Linked DNA regions of Homo sapiens: region 2 is linked to region 1. The links are chromatin loops, found by intact Hi-C in ENCODE. Cell type or tissue: lower leg skin. All regions are shown on one strand. Region 1 overlaps FYCO1 (FYVE and coiled-coil domain autophagy adaptor 1). Region 2 overlaps SLC6A20 (solute carrier family 6 member 20).

The links. Hi-C counts contacts between places; a loop is a spot of excess contacts. Peaks named below come from ENCODE experiments on the same cell type or tissue, not always from the same donor. Only the 100,000 strongest peaks of a DNase experiment are listed, where the experiment ranks them.
Region 2: a loop joins it to region 1, with 4 times the contacts of the local background. A loop is called at or near these places in 70 of 110 quality-filtered maps.

What each region holds. Positions count from the first base shown.
Region 1 is chr3:45,920,021-45,922,520 of GRCh38, forward strand. FYCO1 (FYVE and coiled-coil domain autophagy adaptor 1) reads right to left here. Exons shown (of 18, transcript NM_024513.4): 18 at 1-1,820. The coding sequence ends at 1,745. Among named protein-coding and RNA genes, the nearest start is that of CXCR6, 22 kb to the right of the region's middle. In lower leg skin, no CTCF peak of the experiment used is centred here; a DNase peak (open chromatin) is centred at 1,241.
Region 2 is chr3:45,764,071-45,766,570 of GRCh38, forward strand. SLC6A20 (solute carrier family 6 member 20) reads right to left here. Exons shown (of 11, transcript NM_020208.4): 8 at 1,467-1,671. Among named protein-coding and RNA genes, the nearest start is that of SLC6A20, 31 kb to the right of the region's middle. In lower leg skin, no CTCF peak of the experiment used is centred here; a DNase peak (open chromatin) is centred at 1,561.

The sequences.
Region 1 (2,500 bases):
CAGCTTTTCTCTGGGCAACCTCTTTGAAAGGTTCTATTCCCTGTTCCCCATGCCTTGCTTAAAAACTGACTGGAAGTGCTCAACTCTCCTGTTTAAAGGTCTGAGTCCATTCCAGAAATGACCTCTTACTTGTGGCCCCACAAAAGTCCTCTTTGTTGGTGGTGAGGTTGTGGCTGCTGGTGTGTGGTGGGTTTGGGGTCTCTGTTGGACTTGGCCTGGAGTCCCTGACCCATTCTCAAGCCCTCAAAACCAGCCAGACCAGGGTTATGACAAAGAGAAACTTTGGGAAATGTGTGACTGGACTTAGGTCACAAGGGTAGCTGGAGGAACTGCCGGGCCCAGCTCTCAGATTCTCGGATAGCCTGTCTGGTGCTCTCTCCCTCACCCCTGGCCAAACTGGGACCTTTTGTCAGATGCTCTGTTCACCCATGGAAGAACCTGGGGCCTGACTGCAGGCAGCTGGTTCCATGAACAAGGGACGAAGAGCTGTCCAAGGTGAGCTATCTGTTGTTGGGGAAGAAAAGGACCACAGAGAACAGGGAAGATTAAATAATTCTTGTCTGGGAATAGGGAACAGGATCTCTCTGCCTCAAGGGGGGATGTCTCCTGGAGGTCTGGTGTGGGCTGAGCAGTGGGAAGTGGGCAAATGGGCTGTTGGGGAACCTGTCAGGAGGGGAGTGGGGCCCAGGGATCCATCATGCCTCTGTTTACTCTGTTACTTTGGTTCTTAAGTTATCAAAGACTTTTGTTAAGAAGGCCCCAATGTTTGAAAGTGGTTCTAATCCTGGCTATGATCATTAGTAAACATGTCTGCAGGTGGGGCAGAAGCTCTTATTTATATAAACAAAAGTGGGCCATCAGCTGAGGAGTAGCTCTAAAGCCAATGCACAATCCTGCTCTGTGGTCACAACATCCACACTGGCTGGCATTTGGGCATTAGATGTAGTGTACACACAGCCATTGCAGGCCCCAAGTACAGTGGGTTTTGCTCTTGGATTATCTTTACTTCTGATTCTTAGGGCAATGCTTTGAGCTGTGGAGAGGTCTGGCTGAGTGAAGGGCTTTATTTGAGGACAGAATCACCCAGACAAAAGGGCCAGAAAGAGAGTGCAGCTTAGAGGCCCCTCCAACACTGCTGAGTTCTGGAGCAGCCTCCAGCTTACTGGGGCAGTGAGGGACAAGAGCATGACTGGAGGAGCTGGTCAGGATCTCCGGGGGGTCCCCTGGCACCGACTCGCATGATGGCTGTGTACCTCCTTTTCCCAGGAGTACCTGAGGGCGTCACAGCCTGAGGATTCACAGGGCATGGCCAGTGCACCCAGCTCAGTCTCCAACATGCAGGGCCCTGGTGGGGCAGGGCAGAAAATCTCTCCACAGGCAGAAGTTGGAATCACCCCTGCCCGTGAAACTCTCCACAAGAGGCCTGTAGCCAACTGTGCTCCCAGGAGAGGCTGATGGTCTCCTGGGTGTTTAAACCTTTGGCAGAGCATCCCTTTGGGTGTGACAACAGCTGAGTCTCTACTTAATGGAAACATTGCCTGAGCCCTTCAACGCCTCGGGGGCTAAGAGTGGCCGGTGCAGAGTGCTGAGCACAAAGTCCTCCCCAGACACCGCCTCTGAGGGGCAGCCCAGGGGCTGAGTTGATGATTTTGGAGCAGCTGACTTTTTAAAAAAATGCTTTATGTGACAGGTGAGGAAGAGCAGTGTTTCCTGTGGATGAAGTGAAGTTACTGAGGTGCTGAAGCTACAGGAAATCACTTCCATCGTAGATCACAGGCCGATCAACCGTCAAGTGATAAAATACCTTTTTAGAGACAAACCTGAGGAAACAGAAATGGAAAGGGAGGGTGTTACCTGAGAGCTGAAAGTCCGAGGGGTGGCAGCTGCTGCTGAGGCCTCTGTGGTCACTGCAGTGACCTGGCTGGGTGTGGGTGCTGGAGCCCCATGCCCCATTTCCTGTCTGTCTAGTGGAGTTCTCTCCCTGGGAGGGTCAGAGGGTTTCGGGACATCACTGTGGACTCTCCTGAGGCTTGGGTGCAGAAATGCCCTTTTGATCACAGGCTGTGAATATCACCTCCCTCACCTGGCTGCTCTGAAGCAGCTGGTGGTGGGGACTGCACAGTGTGTGTATGGTGGTGTGAGGAGCAGGCAATGGGAGGAGGCATATGGTGGAGGCCAGCACGGATTTTTTCCTACTCGGCAGCTAACTCAGTTCTGATATCCATAGTTTGGAAATCTCAAGTAGGCCCCTGAGATGACCTCGATGGGCCAAGGCCAGAGTTTGTCACAGCACCATGGCCACCTCTAGGGATAACTGGGAGCCTGCTCGGGCTTGGGACGGTGCTCTGCCCTCATCACATCTCTCCTTGGTCTCTCCATCAATCCACAGTGTGGTTGCCACTGCAGAGTAGGAAATGGAGACTCAACTAAGGGCCGCTGGGGGAAGAGCAGAGCTTGGGCCTGGTGGTCCCCAACCCATTCTCCTAACCACTGCCCTATC
Region 2 (2,500 bases), 160 kb before region 1:
TCCTGCATGTCAAGGAATGGTGTTTTCAGAGACGGAGTAGTGTAGGCCACAGGGTCCTTGAGGCACTGCCTGATTGGAGTGGAGCAGATGGGCCAGGGAGTGAAACCATGAGAGATGTAATTGGAAAAGCCAGCTCATTTCCTAAGATCTGAAATGTCCATCAACAGCAGAATGGATAAAGAAACTGTGGTATGTCACCTTACAATGGATTATTGTATAGGCACAAAAAGGGGCAGACGATCGCTGCTCGAAACAACATGAGTGGATCTCACAGGTAGATTCTGAGTGAAGACAATAGACGTAGAGTGTGTACAATAGGACTTCGTTCATATGAAATTCAGGAACAGGAAGGCCAGGCGCAATGACTCATGCCTGTAATCCCAGTATTTTGGGAGGCCAAGGCAGGCAGATCACTTGAGGTCAGGAGTTTGAGACCAGCCTGGCCAACACGGGGAAACCCCATCTTTACTAAAATACAAAAATTAGCCAGGCATCATGGTGTGCACCTATAATCCCAGCTACTCAGGAGGATGAGGCACGAGAATAGCTTGAGCCTGGGAGGTGGAGGTTGCAGTGAGCCAAGATCGCACCATTGCACTCCAGCCTGGGTGACAGAGTGAGACTGTTTCTTTAAAAACAAAAAAAAAAAAAAAAGGAAAAAAACCCCTAAAATGTAGAAGTCAGAAATAGAGGTGAACTCCAGGGGTGCATACTGCCTGGGAAGGGGTGTGAAGGAACTGTCTAGGGTGTGGAAAATGTTCTGTATCTTGACCTAGGTGGTGGTTCCTTGGGTGGATACATATGTAAAATCCACTGAGTTTGTACTTAAGAAATGTACACTTTATAATGGTCATACTTCAGGCCAGGTGTGGTGGCTCACACCTGTAATCCCAGCACTTTCGGAGGCTGAGATGGGCGAATCACCTGGGGTCAGGAGTTCGAGACCAGCCTGGCCAACATGGTGAAACCCCTTCTCTACTAAAAATACAAAAATTAGCCAGGTGTCATGGCGTGCACCTGTAATCCCAGCTACTCGGGAGGGTGAGGCAGGAGAATCACTTGAACCTGGGAGATGGAGGTTGCAGTGAGCCAAGATCACGCCACTGAACTCCAGCCTGGGCAACAGAGCGAGACTCCGTCTGAAATATATATAATATACTTCAATGAAAATGAACAGAAACAAAATCGAGTTCTCTCCTAGCCTGGAGAACTTTGAATGTCAGGTTGGGGAGTTGGGTTGGGGTGGCCACTTCACTTCCCTGTGATGTGGAGAATGGAACGCACAGGGTGAATCACATGGCCCAGGTCCCAGGTTGTGAGAAGACATGGCAGGACCGTGGTGAGGTGGCTGCAACCCCCTGTAGCCACCTGAACCAGCCCATGACCCCTGAGGGAGCTCTCCCCTGTTCACCCCCACGCCTTGGCCCTCCTGACCCCTGCCTCCTCCACTGGCTGGCCCCGCTGACCTGAGATGGCCTCCTTGGGCAGGTGGCTGGAGATGATCTTGCTGTCTGTCAGAGGGGTGAGGATGGCCGCTGTGTTCCCCAGCATGCTCCCAATGCCCAGCATCAGCAGCATGAAGAAGTAGAGCACCGACCACAGCTGGGACACCTCCATGTTTTTAATGGCCTCTGTGTAGACGATGAATGCCAGGCCAGTGCCCTGGACGGCCTGCCCAGGGTGAGAAGACACCAGTTACATGCAAGAGGGACTTATAGTCTTATTCACGCACTCAGTACTAAGCAACATGGGGGACCTTGGAAGTGGCCATGAGAAGCCACATTGTGAGGTTGGAGCTTCCATCTGCAGATCAACCCCTTACACTCAGCTGGGCTGAAACGAAATGGGAGCTGCCAGGAGCTCATATATGCAAAGCACGTGAGAACTTGTAGCCAGCCTGCAACACTGAGTTCCCCTCTCCTGCCCCAACTTACGTACATTCTGGATGAAAGATAATAAAACAATGGATAATTTCTGCTTCTAATGTGATGACCGACTAGGTGTCCTGAAACCTCCGTGGCTGGGACCTGAGGAGGGAGGGCGGGGCCAGGGCAGCAGGAAGCAGAATTGTAGGGAGACAGCTTGGTCAGCAGGCAACCAGGAGGGGCAGGTGCTCAGCGGTCACGTCCCTGTGCTGGTAACTCTGTTGCGGAAATGTTAAACTATGGAAATTGAGGCTGGAACTCCTGCTTAAAGACAAATCCCCTAAGGGGCTCAAAAGGGATAATAGGTTGTGCGTACTCTCTGGCTACCCACAGAAGAAGCAAAAACAAGCCCTCCCTGGGTAGAAGCCCCCCCACCCGGTTTAGATGCACAGGATTCCCAGAGATTGAGCAAAGTGCTCATAAACAGGGATTTACAAACCCACAAGGAGAGAAGTCACTATGAGTGAAGAACTAGCAAGATAAGAAATCAGATTTAGAACATCCCTCCCCGAGGTGGCAGATGTTGGACTGTCAGATTCAGAATTGCTATGGACTGAACCATGTCCACCTGAAAT